Regions from separate parts of the Homo sapiens genome. Here region 2 is linked to region 1. A link is an interaction called in ENCODE POLR2A ChIA-PET data of the cell type or tissue named here. Cell type or tissue: MCF 10A. All regions are shown on one strand.

Region 1 (5,000 bases):
AGCAGAGTGGGGAAAAGTCTGGTTCCACAGGAGCTCTTTGGATCCTGGTACTGATGCCTGAGGCTTTTCTGTTTTTCCCCTCCACCCCCACCATCACCATCTTCCTCAGTCTATGACATCCCAGCATTCTCCGAGGCAGCTTCACCTCTGGAACTGAGAAGGGCACCTGCTTCAGGCTTCCACATGGGAGATTTCTCCTTACATAGCAAGCCCGCCAGGACATGGTTAGGATTATACCATTTTTTGGATGTGAAAACTGAGTTTTAGGGGCTTTCTGGAGTCCCATTATTAGGAAGGGGCTACACCAGCATTTAAACTCAGGTCCACCCAACACCAAAGCCAACTTCTGTTTTGCTAATTCCATCTTGCCACAGCCTTCCTTTCCTTCTGTCCCTTGTGTATCTTTTCTCCCTGGCCCTCTCCCTTCCTTCTTGGAGAATGGGAACCTGCTGGCTGCATTAAAAAAAAAAAAAAAAAAAAAACAGGGCTCTTGAGTGAGGCAAGCTTGAATTCTCCCTAGAGTTTTAGCCATGCCTGGGCTGTGCTTCTCTGGAAAACCACCCCTGCCCACGATTCTCAACCTCTTCTGCAGACTAAGCAAGAAGTCCTTCCCTCTCAGGGCTGCTCCCAGGTTCACAGATTACTTATGAGAGTGGGCTTTTTACCCTGGGAAGCGCCTGTTGCTATGAATTATTTCCATCACTTTTCCAACTGACCAGGCAGGCAGCCTGAAACTCAGCAACTCAGACCAACAAGCCCTACAGCAATGTGGGAGGGAGGTGAGGGCCTGGGATGCTTGGCTGAGGGGTGGCCATTTGGGGGAGGGAGAGGGACTTTGGGCAGTAGGTGAAGGGGAAGCTTAGGGGGCAGGGAGGCAGGGGGATTGGAAAGATTTGGAACCAAGAAAAAAAGGCAGACAAAGAAACTTTCAATCAGACTCAAAATCCTCACCGGCCGCCCAATGGTGCTTTTGTGCAGTGACATGAAAGGGTCTGGGGGCTTCGGGAAGGGCCCGTTGGGGAGGGCGTGACTGGCCTTGAGTAATGAGCCTGGCCCCTCGGCCCCTCTGTCTCCCCTGACAGGCCTCCATGTCCTGAGCTGCAGGAACAATCCCCTGATTATCCCTGTGGTCCATGACCTCAGCCAGCCCTTCTACCACAGCCAGGCGGTACGTGTGAGCTTCAGTTCGCCCCTGGTCGCCATCTCGGGGGTGGCCCTCCGTTCCTTCGACAACTTTGACCCCGTCACCCTGAGCAGCTGCCAGAGAGGGGAGACCTACAGCCCTGCCGAGCAGAGGTAAGGGATCCGCGGCAGACTCGCCCTAGGCCACTTGTAGCCGAGTGGAGACAGTGTGATTTTGAAGCTGGGTAGCCATTTGTGTGGATGTAAAAAGTCTGTGCATTTCTCCCTTCTCCATCCATCCTCTGGCCTCTGGCCGGCTCTGCCTTGTGGCCCATGAGTCTCTGAATTCCTGGGGCAATTAAGGGAAACGGTTGTGTGGTGAAAAAAGAACCTCATTCACCTGGCTTGCAGCGGCAGAATTGACAATAGCTTGCAGGTTGACCCTGGAAACATCGGTTTCCTTCTCTGAGCTTCAGTGTCCTCATCTGAACAAAAAGAGGATTAGCTCTCTTTTATCTCTGAAATACTGGAATATTCTGCTTCCCGTGGCACAAGCAGGAGGCATAACCTTCCTAACCAAGGGGGATAGAGTGAGACTGGTATTTGCATCATCCTAGTTCACCGTGTGTTTCAGGGATAGGTGAAATCTCTATGTCTTCCACAAGCCTAGCTCCTGTGACCTCATGAGTGGTCTAAGAGCCTGTCTTTCAACTGCATGACATCACTCCCTCAGTGCTTTTGAGGTGCCATCTGTTAATGCACCTAGTTTGGAGCTACAAGCGAGTGGAGTTTCCTGAAAAGAATACGAGCTTTGGGAATACTCTTACTTGGGTTTGAACCTCCACATTACCACTTCTTGAATGGGTGTTCTTGGGCAAGTCACTTCAGTTTTCTGGGTCATAGTTTTCTATTTTGGAATAAGCAGATGAAATCTACTCCACAGGGTGGTTGTGAGGGTTACATGTTGCACTATAGATAAAAGTATTCCTGCAGACTGTTAGGCACTATGCAAACATAACATATTAAAGAAGAATATTTATAACCATCTTTTGATGATGATGGTGCTGCTTCTGTGCACAGAATTTTTTGTAAAGTTCTTAAAGTTAGAGCTGGAAAAAGCTTCAGAGATTATCTCATGCATCTGACATGTCCAAACTTCTGTGTTACCATGTAGAATCACAGGGCCCAGAAAGGGAAGAACTTGCGCAGAGTTGCACAGCGTCTCTCAGATTTGTTTCATGAGGTCCAGAAGAAGAGAGAGTTGTGATTTTTGTAGGCTACCCAAGAGTGAGGCTCTCTGAAAGTCGATTCAGCCTTGCCCTGTATACCTGGGGGCAAGAAAAAAAAAAGAGAAGAGGGGGACACTAGCCTTTCCCACGCCCCTGTTACCACAGAGGACACAAAAGGTGGTTGCAAAATCCACATTGTTTAGTACCCACTGTCTCTAGCTTCTGTTGTGCAAAGTCTGTCGTAATCTTTCAGAGGCAAGAGCTTCTTAAATATAATTCATTGTCTTATTTCACTCTAAGAGGATGTTTTCCACAAGCCCTTGTTCTCCAGACCCTATAAAAATAAGTTAATTCTCAGAGCCTAGGGAAACCATGTCAATGGAAATCCACTAGACCTTTTCCACAACACTTTCCCATTTTTAACCAGCCTTCCTGACCATCCATAAGTTGACTGAGGCCCAGACTGACTTGTTTGAATTCTCGACGAATGGTGTCTGTGCCCTAAGTAAATAGTAGGAAATATTTAACCACTGAAACATATCGATTGATACGTATTTGTTAGTTCTTTGGTTGTAGGAGGAACATTGAATGAGGGCAAAATGCTGCCCTATATCTGACTAATTATTTGACCTTGGATTAGTCATTCCCCTTCTCTGGGCCTCAGTTTCCCCATCTTTAAAATGATGATGGTGGATTGTGTGGATTCTCTGAGGTTCTTTTCAGTTCTAAATCTGTGTTTCTCAACAGTTAGGAAACATGAGAGAGGACAGGAAGGGACAAACCCTTGTTGAGCCCTTAATAGAAAGGAACATTATCTTATTTTATTATTGCACCTCTTGAATAGATAGGAACAGTATCTTATTTTATTATTGCACCTCTTCTGCGAGGTATGGCTCAGAGAAACAGAGTGAGTGAGTCATGACCATTCAGGCAGTAAGAGGCAAAATCCTGCTTTGTCTGTCCCTGAAAGCCGTGCTCTGCCTACCACAGCAAGGCACGAGTAGCAGAGAAGGAATTTTCATAACTGGACCCATGTGATGATTTATTCAGAGGAACTCTGAGTAAGGGGATGGAGCTGCAGCTCTGAGGTCTTTGGCTGCCTTATCCCTGAGCTTGGATCAGGCTATGACAGGCTGAATCTTGAGGGCTGAGGCTGCAGGGCAGGAGCACCTCCTCCTGAGTGCCCCAGTGGGGAAAGGACAGCAGCTGTTCATGGGGAGCTAAAGAGGCATTTACCAAAACAAGCAGGACTCTGCAAACATGCAAATGCATTAAAACAAACAAACAAGGGAGGAAAGGAAAGAAAAATAAGCAACAACTGTAAAGAACCATGGGATGTTTTCCTTCATTCTCAAAACACCAAAATAAATAGCATCACTTTTTATAACACAAATTTCAACTGGTTGTAGGAGAAACATCCCACTTTACTCTCAGCTGTTTCCCAGGTAGTGAAAAGTACTGTTTCTCCCCTCCCCTTCTCTCCTCCCTCCACAACCTTTCCTCTTTTTCCTGCATCTCTCCCTCTCTCTCCTCTCCCTTTTCTCCCACCTCTCCATCTCCTCTCTCTCTCTCTCCCCCGCCCCCCACCTTCTCTTACCTCCTTTCTCTTCCTCATTTTCTGTCTCTCCTGAGAGCAGTGTGATGCCTACTGTGCTGCCTTGGGAGGAGTCCTGTAGCAAAACCAGTTTGGGCAATGTGTTCCACTCTAGCTTCAGGGGTCTCCAGTCTCTTTGCAGTACTTGGTATAAATTCAGAGACCCAAGAAAACAGGATCAGGTTTCAAAGGAGAGGTCCAGTTGTGCAATTCTAGCCAAATCTCAGCCCCACACCAAGTTGTGGAAAGGAGAAAAGGTGGGGAGGGAAGGATAGTGATGGGGTGTGGGGTGGTTAATAGGCTTCTTTAATGAGAAAAACTACAGTGGTGATATTGAGGCTCCAGTATCTGTCACACACACATACATGCACATACATCATGTTCATCCACGTTGTGGTTCTTAACAGAAATTGAACAGTTTATTATAAAATTGAATGGACCATGTATTTAGAAAAGTAACTTCCTTCCCTCCTCCCTCCATTTATTCTTCTTTCCTTTCATGCTTCCTTTCTTCCTCTCACTCTTTTTCACATTCGCTTTCTTCCTTTATCTCAAACTCTTCCCCATTTCTACAAGCTGGTCCATTCAGAGAGAGACAGTTCTGATTGAGAGCTAAGTTTTAAAAGGCCAACTTTGGGGGGCAACAAGTTCTTCACATGGCTAGATTAACTCTTTCAGCCAGGGAGAACTTAGACTGTTGTTTGTTGGTTGGGGGTGGGGGTGCCCAAAGACTGGAGCCAAGTATTTCTAGAGTCTGTGCCCTGATGAGACCCCATGTGTAGAATATCTCATTAGGTAATGACACAGGGATTCATAGGTAGGATTTGGAACACAGAATGAAGCTGCTCTTGGCCAGAGACCACAGATTGCTCAGATCGCTGCCATAACCTCATTCAACTTCCCCAACCCACAAAGGAATTAGTGCCTCTCAGCACATTGATTGGGAATCACTAGTCTGGGGAATATAACTACAAATGGAACTGCTGTGCCTAAGCATGTGTGTGTCTTTGACTATGCCAAATACTGCCTGACTCTTCTCCAAAATATTGTCCAAT
Region 2 (5,000 bases), 460 kb before region 1:
TTCCATATGAATTTTAGAATTGATTTTTTCTAATTCTGTGAAGAATGATAGTGGTGTTTTGATGGAGATTGCATTGAATTTGTAGATTGCTTTTGTCAGTATGGTCATTTTCACAATATTGATTCTACCCATCCATGAGCATGGGATGTATTTCCATTTGTTTGTGTCATCTGTGATTTCTTTTAACAGTGTTTTGTAGTTTACCTTGTAGAGGTCTTTTGACTCCTTGGTTAGGTATATTCCTAAGTATTTTATTTTATTTTATTTTTGCAGCTATTGTAAAAAGGTTTGAGTTCTTGATCTGATTCTCTGCTTGGTCGCTGTTGGTATATAGAAGAGCTACTGATTTGTGTTCATTAATCTTGTATCCAGAAACTTTGCTGAATTCTTTTATCAGCAAACTGGAGGAGTCTTTAGGATTTTCAAGGTAAATGATCATATTGTCAGCAAACAGTGACTTTTTTTACTTCCTCTTTATTGATTTGGATGCCGTTTATTTCTTTTTCCTGTCTGATTGCTCTTGCTAGGACTTCCAGTGCTATGTTGAAGAGGAGTGATAAGAATGGGCATCCTTGTCCTGTTCCAGTTTGCAGAGGGGATACTTTCAACTTTTCCCCATTCAGTATTATGTCATCTGTGGGTTTGTTGTATATAGCTTTTATTACATTGAGGTATGTCCTTTGTATGCCGATTTTGCTGAGAGTTTTAATCATAAAGGGATGCTGGATTTTGTTGAATTTTTTTTCTGCATCTATTGAGATGGTCATGTGATTTCTGTTTTTAATTCTGTTTATGTGGTGTATCACTTTTATTGACTTGCACATGTTAAACCATCCCTGCATCCCTCGTATGAAACCCACTTGATCATGGTGGATTATCTTTTTGATATTTTGTTGGATTCAGTTAGCTAGTATTTTGTTAAGGATTTTAGCATCTATGTTCATCAAGAATATCAGTCTGTAGTTTTCTTTTTTTGGTTATGTCCTGCCCTGGTTTTGGCATTAGGGCTATGCTGACTTCATAGGATGAATTAGGGAGGGTTCTTTCTTTCTCTATCTTGTGGAATAGTGTCAAAAGAATTGGTACCAATTCTTCTTTGAATGTTTGGTAGAATTTTGCTGTGAATCCATCTGGTTCTGGACTTTTTTTGTTGGTAATTTTTTAGTTACCATTTCAATCTCACTGCTTGTTATTTGTCTGTTCAGGGTATCTAATTCTTCCCGATTTAACCTAGGAGGGTTATATTTTTCCAGGACTTTATCCATCTCCTCTAGGTTTTCTAGTTTATGTGCATAAAGGTGTTCATACTAGCCTTGAATAATCTTTTGTATTTCAGTGATGTCAGTTGTAATATCTCCTGTTTCGTTTCTTAGTGAGGCTATTTGGATTTTCTCTCTTCTTTTCTTGGTTAATCTTGATAATGGTCTATCAATTTTATTTATCTTTTCAAAGAAACAGCTTCTTCATCTATCTTTTTTATTTTTTTGTTGTTCGTTCATTTGTTTCAATTTCATTTAGTTCTGCCTTGATCTTAGTTATTTCCTTCCTTCTGCTGGGGTTGCGTTTGGTTTGTTCTGGTTTCTCTAGTTGCTTGATATGTGACATTATAATGTCAGTTTGTACTCTTTCAGTCTTTTTGATGTAGCTGTTTAGGGCTATGCACTTTCCTTTTAGCACCACCTTTGCTGTATCCCAGAGGTTTTGATAGGTTGTGTCATTATTGTCATTCAGTTCGAAGATTTTTTAAATTTCCATCTTGATTTCCTTTTTGACCCAGTGCTCATTCAGGAGCAGGCTATTTAATTTCCATATATTTGCATGGTTTTGAAGGTTCCTTTTGGAGTTAATTTCCAATTTTATTCCACTGTGGTCCAAAAGAATGCTTGATGTAATTTTAATTTTCTTAAAATTATTGAGGCTCATTTCATTGCCTATCATATGGTCTATCTTGGAGAAAGTTCCATGTGCTGTTGAATAGAATGTGTATTCTGCAGTTGTTGGATGAAATATTCTGCATATATCTGTTAAGTCCATTTATTCCAAGATATAGTTTAAATTCATTGTTTTTTTGTTGACATTTTGTCTTGATGACCTGTCTTGTGCTGTCAGTAGAGTATTGAAGTCCCCCACTATTATTGTGTTGCTATCTGTCTCATTTCTTCAATCTATTAGTAATTGTTTTATAAATTTGGGAGCTCCAGTGTTAGGTGCACATATGTTTAGGATTGTCATATTTTCCTGTTGAACAAGGCCTTTTACAATTATGTAATGTCCCTCTTTGTCTCTTTTAACTGCTGTTGGTTTAAAGTTTGTTTTGTCTGATAAAAGAATAGCTACCCCTGCTTGCTTTTGGTGTCCATTTGTGTGAAATGCCCTTTTCCACCCATTTACTTTAAGTTTATGTGGGTCCTTATGTGTTAGGTGAGTCTCCTGAAGGCAGCAGATAGTTGGTTGGTGAGCTCTTATCCATTCTGGAGTTCCATATATTTTAAGTGGAGCATTTAGGCCATTTACATTCAATGTTAATGTTGAGATGTCAGGTACCATTGCATTCATCATGCTATTTGTTGCCCGTGTACTTTGTTTTTTGGTTTTGCTTCTTGTATTTTTGTTTTGTAGGCCCTGTGTGATTTATGCCTTAAAGAGGTTCTATTCTGATGTGTTTCCAGGATTTGTTTCAAGATTTAGAGCTCCTTTTAGCAGTTCTTGTAGTGGTGGCTTGATATTGGTGAATTCTCTCTCAGCATGTGTTTGTCTGAAAAATGCTGTATCTTTCCTCCATATATGATGCTTAGTTTCGCTGGATACAAAATTCTTGGCTGATAATGGTTTTGTTTAAGGAGGCTGAAGATAGGGCTCCTCTCTCTTCTAGCTTGTAGGGTTTCTGCTGAGAATTCTGCTGTTAATCTGATAGATTTTCCTTTATAGGTAACCTGGTGCTTCTGTCTCTCACAGCTCTTAAGATTTTTCCCTTTGTCTTAACTTTGGATAACCTGATGACAATGTGCCTAGGCGATGATCTTTTTCCAATGAATTTTGCAGATGTTCTTTGTTCTTCTATATTTGAATGTCTAGGCCAGGGGAGCTTTCCTTGATTATTCCTCCAAATGTGTTTTCCAAGCTTTTAGAATTCTCTTCTTCCTCAGGAACACCGATTATTCTTAGGTTTGGTTGTTTAACATAATCCCCAACTTTTTGGAGGCTTTGTTCATTTTTTAAAATTCTTTTTTATTTGTCTCTGTTGGATTGGGTTAATTCAAAGACCTTGTCTTCCAGCTCTGAATTTCTTTCTTCTATTTGTTCAATTCTATTGCCGAGACTTTCCAGAGTATTTTGCATTTCTATAGGTGTGTCCAATGTTTCCTGAATTTTTGATTGATTGTTTTTTCTTTGAGCTATCTATTTCCTTGAATATTTCTCCCTTCACTTCTCGTATCATTTTTTGGATTTCCTTGCATGGGGCTTTGCCTTTCTCTGGTGCCTCCCTCTTTAGCTTAATGACTAACCTCCTGAATTTTTTTTTCAAGTAAATCAGGGATTTCTTCTTGGTTTGGATCCACTGCTGGTGAACTAGTGTGATTTTTGGGGGGTGTTAAAGATCCTTGTTTTTTTTGTTTTTTTTGTTTTTGTATTACCAGAGTTGGTTTTCTGGTTCCTTCTCATTTTGGTAAGCTCTGTCAGAGGGAAGGTCTTGGGCTGAAGGCTGTTGTTCAGATTCTTTTGTCCCATGGGGTGTTCTCTGCTGTAGTACACTCCCCCTTTTCCTATGGATGGGGCTTCCTGTGAGCCAAACTACAGTGATTGTTGTTTTTCTTCTGGGTGTAGCCACCCAGCAAGTTTGCCCCGCTCTGGGCTGGTAATGGGGGTTGTCTGCACAGAGTCCTGTGATGTGAGCAGTCTGTGGGTCTCTCAGCTGTGGATACCAGCTCCTACTGGGGTGGAGGTGGCGGGGTTGGGGAGGGTGGTTGTGCAATGGACTCCTTGAAAGTTCTTAGCTTTGGTGGTTTAATGATCTATTTTTGTGCTGGTTGGCCTCCTGCTGGGAGGTGGCACTTTCCAGAGAGCATCAGCTGTAGTAGTATGAAAGGATCCAGTGGTGGGCGGGGCCCTAGAACTCCCAAGATTATATGTCCTTTGTCTTCTGCTACTAGGGTGGCTAGGGAAGGAGCCATCCAGTAGGGGCAGTGCTAGGTGTGTCTGAGCTCAAGTTCTCTTTGGGTGGGTCTTGCTGCAGCTGAGTATTTGGGGTGTGTCCCAGGTTCTGCAGGAGCAGTCCCCTTCCTTCATAGGGTCTGTGGGTCCTCTCAGGACTGCTGATTTGTTCTTGCAGTCCATCTGGAGCTAAAGTGAACAATGTGAGCCTTCCAACGCTGCTCAGTTGGTCCAAGTCGGAGCTGCAATCTAGTTCTGTTTCCCATCCACCTCATGTGAGAATCTGCTTTCCCCCATGTTTCTCTCCAGCCTCTTCCAGGCTTCCTACCCCACCACCCCCACATCGCTGCTCAGCCTCTCTCCTTCCTAGTGGGAGCTGAGGATCCTCAGACTCCATCCAGCACTTCTTTGCTTCAGCAATGGGTTCATGTCAGCGGCAGCTGTGGTCCCAAATTTTATTTGGATTTCATTAGTTTTCCTTAATGTCTTGTTCCTGTTCCAGAATTTCATCCAGCATACCACATTACATTTAGTTGACAAATCTCTTTAGATTACTTTGTACTGTGACAGTTTCTCAGACTTTTTTCTGCTCTTGACAGTATTGAGGAATACAAGTCAGGCATTTTATAGAACGTGCCTTAGTCTGGGTTTCTTTGATGTTTTCCTCATAGTGAAACTGGGGTTATGGGTTATAAGTTTATGGAGGGAAAATCTCAGAGACGAAGTGTCATTCTCATCACAGTATATCAAGGGTACATGCTAGCAACATGATTTAAAACTGAGGATGTTAACCTTGATGACCCTACCAATAGTGTTTGCCAGTTTGGAAATGGATTAATTTTCAACCA

What was found. Peaks named below come from ENCODE experiments on the same cell type or tissue, not always from the same donor. Only the 100,000 strongest peaks of a DNase experiment are listed, where the experiment ranks them.
Region 2: POLR2A ChIA-PET joins it to region 1 with 5 read pairs; 2 of 35 experiments call an interaction of 5 or more read pairs at or near these places.

Annotation. Positions count from the first base shown.
Region 1 is chr9:116,333,779-116,338,778 of GRCh38, forward strand. It overlaps PAPPA (pappalysin 1), which reads left to right. Exons shown (of 22, transcript NM_002581.5): 13 at 1,083-1,296. All of the region lies in intron 1 of PAPPA-AS2 (PAPPA antisense RNA 2), which reads right to left. Among named protein-coding and RNA genes, the nearest start is that of PAPPA-AS2, 27 kb to the right of the region's middle. In MCF 10A, no CTCF peak of the experiment used is centred here; a DNase peak (open chromatin) is centred at 2,543.
Region 2 is chr9:115,874,098-115,879,097 of GRCh38, forward strand. No RefSeq gene overlaps it. Among named protein-coding and RNA genes, the nearest start is that of LINC00474, 49 kb to the right of the region's middle. In MCF 10A, no CTCF peak of the experiment used is centred here; no DNase peak of the experiment used is centred here.